Regions from separate parts of the Homo sapiens genome. Here region 2 is linked to region 1. The links are chromatin loops, found by intact Hi-C in ENCODE. Cell type or tissue: Caco-2. All regions are shown on one strand.

Region 1 (4,000 bases):
CAAATAAATAAAATTTTCCTCTTTTCCCCCCTATCTCTTCCTTTATTTCCTTATGGAATTCCTATTGGTAGTATGTCAGTCTCTTGCTCTGTCTTCTTATTATTTTCTGCATGACTTCTATCTTTTGCACTTTTGCACAATCCTTGGAGATATTTCTACCACTTGATCTTCCAAGCAACTAATTGAATTTTTGACAAGGACTGTAATTACCTTCATCTACTAAATCTTAAAATTTGAAAATCACATATTTTGTTCCAGAACACAGTGTTAATGTCATAATTGAATCTGTATTAGTGTTTTAATTGCTTATTATTGTTATTAAAATTATCTATTGCCCCAGAAGTTTTATTTCTCTAGGTATCCTAAATATTATGCTCATTCTTCCACTCTCCAGTTGGTTGTTACTTAGGTTGCTGGTATTTTCCTCTCCCTACTGAAAGTTCGATTCACCCTAAGGGTTCTGGAAGCTGCTAGGGTACTTTGGGCCTGGTGAGAATGGAGTTACAGTGGGAAAGAGGATCATGAGTGGCAAAAGGAAGAGAAGTGTCAATTCCTGAATTAGCAAAGCACAAAATGGCAAGCTGCTAGTCTTCTATTAAAGTACAAAAAATAAACAGTCCAAGCCTCTGTGCTTCCTGGACGGTTTTGTTGTGAAGGCTGGACTTTCCCAGCCTTTAAAGGATAGGGCAGTCTTAGTATTTTTTCAAGTAGACTTCAGACTTCTGGGTCAACCTAAAAAAATTTATAGCTTTGCCCTTGATCTGGATCCCAACCAACCACAAATTCTTAGAATCAGTGAATGTTAGAGATGAAAAAGACATACTCCAAATGTCCTCATTTTATAGATAAAGAGAATAATACCCCCTTCCCCAAAAAAATGATACTAGTTTTTCAGGATCATCTAGGTAGTTAGCAGTAGAGATAAAACAGGATTCTAGACTTTGTGACACTCAGGTCTTCAATTAATGGCTTTATCTTCTGTTGCCTAGTACATACATTCTTAGCATTAAAGCAATTGTCTTACAGAATGTTTTCATGTAATATTGGTACTCTAAGAGAACAATGGTTAGGTATTTAATTATTCAAATGAAAATGAATGGGAAGTGTTAGTAAATCAAGATTCATGTTAGTATTAGAATTATTTTTGGCTAGGCGCAGTGGCTCATGCCTATAATCCCAGCGCTTTGGGAGGCCAGGAGTTCAAGACCAGCCTGGCCAACATGGCAAAACTCTACTAAAAATACAAAAAATTGCCAAGCATGGTGGCACACACTTGTAATCCCAGCTACTTGGGTGGCTAAGGCACGGGAATCACTTAAAGCCAGGAGGCAGAGGTTGCAGTGAGTAGAGGTAGCGCCATGCACTCCAGCCTGGGTGACAGAGCAAGAATCTGTCTTTTTTTTTTGAGAAGGATTCTTGCACTGTCACCCAGGCTGGAGTGCAGTGGCACGATCTCTGCTCACTGCAGGCTCCACCTCCCAGGTTCATGCCATTCTCCTGCCTCAGCCTCCCGAGTAGCTGGGACTACAGGTGCCCGCCACCACGCCCGGCTAATTTTTTGTATTTTTAGTAGAGACAGGGTTTCACCATGTTAACCAGAATGGTCCCGATCTCCTGACCTCGTGATCCACCTGCCTTGGCCTCCCAAAGTGCTAGGATTACAGGCATGAGCCACCACGCCTGGCTGACTCTGTCTTAAAAAAGAAAAAAAGAATTATTTTTCGGCCAGGTGCAGTGGCTCATGCCTGTAATCCCAGCACTTTTGGAGGCTGAGGCGGGCAGATCTCTTGAGCCCAGGAGTTCAAGACTAGCCTGGGCAACATGGTGAAACCCTGTCTACAAAAAACACAAAAAATATTATCCAGGTGTGGTGGCGCACTCTTGTGGTCCCAGCTACTCAGGAGGCTGAGGTGGGAGGATCGCTTTAGCCTGGTATGTGGAGGCTGCAGTGAGCTGTGATCACACCACTGCACTCCAGCCTGGGTGATAGAGTGAGACCCTGTCTCAAAAAAAGAAAAAAAGAGATTTATCTTTAAAGGAATGGCTAAGCACCATCCAAATTAAATTAAAACTGCAGTTGTTAATGAAGAAAGATTTAAGTGATATCATGATATCCCTTTAAGATATGCCACTCTTTGTGAAAAGGGAAACTACTGATATATACCTAGAAAACTTAATCTGCTTAATCCAATAGCCCCTCTAGTGGCAGTGGTGAGAATAAGTCAAATTTTAGAAGTACAAATTTTGTTTCTATCAGTATTTGGTATATACAAATAAGATTTATATATTTATATAAATGCTGATAAATAGCTTTTATCTGAAGGTGTTTTATGTGTAACAAAGTGTCTTTCATAATGCAAATATTACTATATTTAGAAGAAGAATAGAGAAAACACAGGATGAGTTTGAACCTAATACTACCTATGTGAACCTCAGTGTCCTCTTTTGTACTGCCTTCCTCACAGAGTTGTGAGATTAACACATAGGTGTGAAAATGTATTTTTTAAAAACATTAGTATTGTCATTAATTATATTTCTTGGATATTAATTGATCTTATATGTGGGAAGTTCTGTCTTAAATATAAGGTCAGATTATAATGTTTTGTAGTTTTAGCCTCCTATCATTGAGAAAATTAATATACCCTGCTTGCTTTATGTGAGAAAACTGAGAAAATCATGAACTGTTTTCTCTCTATTATATTATTCATGATTATAACCCTTGTTACCTATTTCCTCTTATCACTATTCAGAGTAATCTTTGAGTTTTAGAAAGAAAACTCAGTTTTTATATGTTAAAAATGAAGAGTCTGGGGGAAGGAATATGAAGTAAATATTGGAAAATATTAGCATTTGTCAAATCTGAGCGATGGATACATGGGTGTTTGTTATACTGTTATGTTGGAAATGTTTTATAATTTAAAATATAGCATGAATCATAAAAAAGAAAGCAAATTTATGATGTGAATAGGCCCTTAAGCTATGGTTAACCAAAATCATAGTTTTCATCTGAACATGGGATTCTGAATCATGTTCATTTCATTCCACAGAGTGATAGTAAAATGTTCACACATGCAGTTTTCTGCTGGTTACCTCAGACAAATCCATACCTCTTGCCACAGCATCCTCTCCTTTTTTTTTTTTTTTTTTTTTTTTTTTTTAAATTATTAAGAGACTAGGTCTAGGGCCAGGCACGGTGGCTCATGCCTGTAATCCCAGCACTTTGGGAGGCCAAGGTGGGCGGATCACTTGAGGTCAGGAGTTCAAGACTAGCCTGGCAAACATGGTGAAACCCATCTCTACTAAAAATACAAAACATTAGCCAGCCATGGTGGCGGACATTTGTAATCCCAGATGCTTGAGAGGCTGAGACAGGAGAGTTGCTTGAACCCAGGAGGCGGAGGTTGCAGTGAGCCGAGATCGCGCCACTACACTCCAGCCTGGTCAACAAAGCAATACTCCATCTCAAAAAAAAAAAGAGAGAGAGAGACTAGGTCTCACTACATCACCCAGGCTAGAATGCAGTGGCTATTCACAGATGTGATAATAGCTCGCTGCAGTCTTGAACTCCGGGGCTCAAGCAATCCTCTCACATCAGCCTCTCAGGTAGCTGAGACTACAGGTGTGCCACCGCACTTGGCCAGCATCCTCTCTTTCTGATGATTCTGGACAAGGGTCCGTTCTCATTAGACTCTTTCTTTTATGGTATATTACATGCCTTTAAAAAACTACACAATCACTTCTGATTAGGCAGGGAGTGGAACAAGCATTTAATAAGAAGCCAGAGTTTGTAGTCCTGGCTCTGCCATTTACTGCTCTATCTACACTTTGCCTCTCTGAATATAACTTGCCTTTTCTTAAAATGAGCATAGTAATACCTTTTCAGTCTAGCATACAGATTTGTTGAGAGATTATAGCATGCAACATAAATGAAGTTATAGATCCCCTGGCTGTTGTCATATGTTGGTACCTGTCTCTCTAGTAAGGCAGGATGTCTGATCAA
Region 2 (4,000 bases), 220 kb before region 1:
ATTTATGTGACAGACACAGCAGTAGTATCAGTGTGAATATGCCTAAGATTTGGCCAAGGCAGTGTAGGGTGTGGATATATTTAGAGAAATAGCTAATCCATCCACTAAAGCCATTACATACATTTTCATAATTTTGTATTAAGTTACTAATTTCTCACCTTTAATCTACCACTATTGATATGTTTGTACAGAACTATATATCATAGAAATTAGCTGATGGTTACCTAAGTGCATTTCTTCCTCAGGCCAGTCATTTTCTATTAACATTATATCCTGAGGAGGCTTTAACTGAATTTCCCAATACACTTAGCCATAACCTAAAAAATAAAAGTCAAAAGATACTGGCACGTTCTTAGAGTCCTTCTCAGACATTAACAGACCAGAATGTCTCCCAGAATGATGCTACTCAGGTTTGCAGGCTTGTTGGATTCCAAAAATAAGAGTGGTCTCAGCAACATATGACTTCACTCTTTCAAGCATCTGTTACAGTTGAGCTAAGAAACAATGTCATCTCTTGTTCTGAACCTCTTTGGAGATACCAATGCAGTATTATTTCCCTTACTGCATAACCTATCCATTCATTCCTTTACCCTCAGCTACCATTCTTCCTTCTCTCTATTTATACCCAAACTTTTTCACCTTTTAAAGAGTTGTAAGGTTTGGCCACTGTGCTGATTCAGATTGCCGTTGGTAATACTAGTTTAGCAAGTTCCTCCTGCACAGTCTATTCCTATTCATTTAGAGTAGGATTGTATCCCTTACCTTCATTTTAGCTAGCATAGATAACAATAACCAAGAGATTGTGTGTTTAACTTCTTTCTTTATATTTTGCATCTCCTTATGCATCCAGTGAGATAACTTTTTGGGAATTATCTCCATTAACTAATCACAGTAAAGAAGCAATTCCATGCTGTGGTTGACACTGTCTTCACTCAGGGATCAAAGGTTCATCATCCCACACCCTCTCTTCACTTCCTAAGCCATGTATTTCAGTGAGTCAGGGTCTTTCTAGAAAATCTTATTTTTGACACCAACTGTAAGGAGTTTTAGCCAACTGCAAAAAATAGCCACCTACAAATGTGGAGTACTCCACAAAATTGCTCATTTCTGACCCTAATTGCAAATTCAGGAGATCCTAAAATGACCTTCAGGTTTAATAATTTACTAGCATTCATGGAACTCACAGAAAGCTGTTATACTCATGATTATTGTTCATTGCAAGGAAAGAATACGGATTAAAGTCAGCCAAGGGAGAAAGTGCATAGGGCAGAGTCTAACAGAAGTAACAAATGAGGAACTTCTGTTGTCCTCTCTCTTTGGAGACATGGACATGTCACCCTTCTGGCGTCAATCTGTGATACCACACATGGAGTAATGCCAGCTGGGGATGCTCACCTGAGCCTTTGGTATCCAGAGCTTTTATTGGGACTCAAACACTTACTGCCAGTGTGGCTGACCTGTAATCTTTAATCCTAAAGTAGAGAGAAGCAATTGGGGGCCTTCTATGTAGAAAGTGGGGTCAGAAGGCCAAGAAAGGGAGTATGAGTATATATCCAAGTCACTTAGGAACTTTTATGCAGGTGCAAAAAAACTTATGTCAAAGTGGCCACAAGATTATTTAATAGACAGATGAATGAAAGTCCATGTTTACTGCTAGACACGAAAGCTTTGTGTGAAATCTTGAATTAATGGGGAGAGAGGGAGGGTAGCCTATACCTGTCTGTTCTTTTCCTGATCCCTTTCCCTCATTCCTGAACTGCAGTCTAACATTGTTAGACTGTCTCTGGTGCCCAAAGTCCATGGACAACAAAGACATTCCTATTAGGCGTGAAATTCCAAGGACCTAGAGATCACTCCCAGAAGCTGAGTGTAAAGACCAGACCTCTCCTCGGTCAAGGTTAAATTCTTTACCACACAATCTTTAAAGAGTAAACTGATTGAGCCATACAAAGATAGGTCGAAAGATTAAACATCTTTCCCGATATTATGTAACCCTCCAAAAATTTTTAAGATTTTTTTTTTTACATCTTAGATTTTAAGCTATTACTTCAAATGTGAAAGAGAAAGACCTCCACCTCTTCTGCAGCTATAGCTGGCCTTATATTCTGATTTTTAGGTTCTTACCTATTCTCTTTTGGTAATACGTTATAGATAATAGTGAGCACCTCAGCAGCAGATTATATTAACTTTATGCAGTGCTCTTTGCAAGCTTATTTTATATTTTGCTTGCTGTACAATGTTACCTAGCTATACTTTATGATGGTAGTTAGAACTTTAGCTCTCTGGACAAAATAATCTGGTTCTCACCTCGGTTGTTAGTTCTACTGCCCTGCTCTAACTAAAAATATGAAACCTCTTTCCTGCCTTTTTTTAAACAACTTCAGTACCAATAAATCTTTATTCATTGTATTTTCCCAAGAAAAGGAGAAGGGATAGGAAAAGAGTCAGCATGTGTGTTAAAAAAATGATTAGAAGATGGGAAAAGAAGTAGAGAATACAGCAAAATCAACCATCAAATAAACATACCCCAGTGGTGGGGTCACCGAAGCCCAAACGGGCTCAATCTCCTGCAGTTCAAGAATGAGGGGTTGGGATTAGGAAAATAACAGACAGGTACAGGCTACTCTCCCTCCCCATAAATTCAAGATTTCACACAAAGGTTTGGTGTCTAGCAGTAAACACAGAGTTTCATTTGTCTGTCTCCTATTAAACAATCTTGTGGCCACTTTGACATAAGTTTCTTGCATCTGTGTAAAAGTTCCTGAGTGCCTTGGATATAAATATTCATATTCTTTTACTTAGCCTCCTGAGCCCACTTTCTGCATGGAAGGCCCCCAGTTGCTTCTCTCTACTTTTGGATTAAAGATTAAGTAGATTTGGCCAGGCGTTGGGGCTCAGGTCTGTAATCCCAGCACTTTGGGAGGCCGAGGTGGGCCGATCACAAGGTCAGGAGTTCAAGACCAGCCTGGCCAACATGGTGAAACCCCATCTCTACTAAAAATAAAAAAAAACTAGCCAGGCGTGGTGGCAGGCACCTGTAATCCCAGCTACTCAGGACGCTGAGGCAGAGAATTGCTTGAACCCAGGAGGCGGAGGTTGCAGTGAGACAAGATGGCGCCATTGCACTCCAGCCTGGGCGACAGAATGAGACTCCGTCTCAAAACAAACAAACAAAAAAAAATGGTTAACTAGATTTGACCCATCCAAGATACAGCAGTGTCTTAAGTGTTTGGCATGAATCACATCAAGAAATGGTCTTGACTCAGGAGGTTGGGAACAAGGGATGAAGGGCTCCTAGTTTCTTCAGGATTTTTGCATAAATCATTTAAGAGTTGTAGAAATAACGCAAGAATTAAATGTGTGTATGTGAGTATGTAAGTTTTCTCTTGGGGAGGAGGGGATGGAAAAGAGGGTAGTATACAAGTTTTTAGAATGTATTTATTTATTTATTTTTAGAGACAGAGTCTCACTGTGTCACCCTGGCTGGAATGCAGTTACACAATCATAGCTCACTGCAGCCTCAAACTCTTGGGCTTCTTTCCTATCTTTCCTGTCTTTCTCATAATGCATCTTTCAACTACCAAGTTGTATATAGAAATTTTACTTTTTTTAAAATGCAGTGCATGCTTTTTTTTTTTTTAGAGAATGAATCTGATTCTGACCATCCATGCCTGTCCTCAGTCTTATTTTTTTTTATTTTTCCATAAGTTATTGGGGTACAGGTGGTATTTGCTTACATGAGTAAGTTCTTTAGTGGTGATTTGTGAGATCCTGGTGCACCCTTCACCGAGAGGTATACACTGCACCATATTTGTTGTCTTACCCCTCACCCCCCACACTCTTTCCCATAAATTCCCATAAGTCCCCAAAGTTCATTGTGTCATTCCTATGCCTTTGCGTCCTCATAGCTTAGCTCCCACATATCAGTGAAAACATACGATGTTTGGTTTTCCATTTCTGAGTTACTTCACTTAGAATAATAGTCTGTAATCTCATCCAG

What was found. Hi-C counts contacts between places; a loop is a spot of excess contacts. Peaks named below come from ENCODE experiments on the same cell type or tissue, not always from the same donor. Only the 100,000 strongest peaks of a DNase experiment are listed, where the experiment ranks them.
Region 2: a loop joins it to region 1, with 2.6 times the contacts of the local background. A loop is called at or near these places in 1 of 110 quality-filtered maps.

Annotation. Positions count from the first base shown.
Region 1 is chr14:67,135,759-67,139,758 of GRCh38, forward strand. All of the region lies in intron 17 of GPHN (gephyrin), which reads left to right. The region is part of intron 2 of LOC105370538 (a long non-coding RNA gene); the gene reads right to left. Among named protein-coding and RNA genes, the nearest start is that of GARIN2, 52 kb to the right of the region's middle. In Caco-2, a CTCF peak has its summit at 2,193; no DNase peak of the experiment used is centred here.
Region 2 is chr14:66,916,907-66,920,906 of GRCh38, forward strand. The region is part of intron 6 of GPHN (gephyrin); the gene reads left to right. Among named protein-coding and RNA genes, the nearest start is that of GARIN2, 270 kb to the right of the region's middle. In Caco-2, no CTCF peak of the experiment used is centred here; a DNase peak (open chromatin) is centred at 1,825.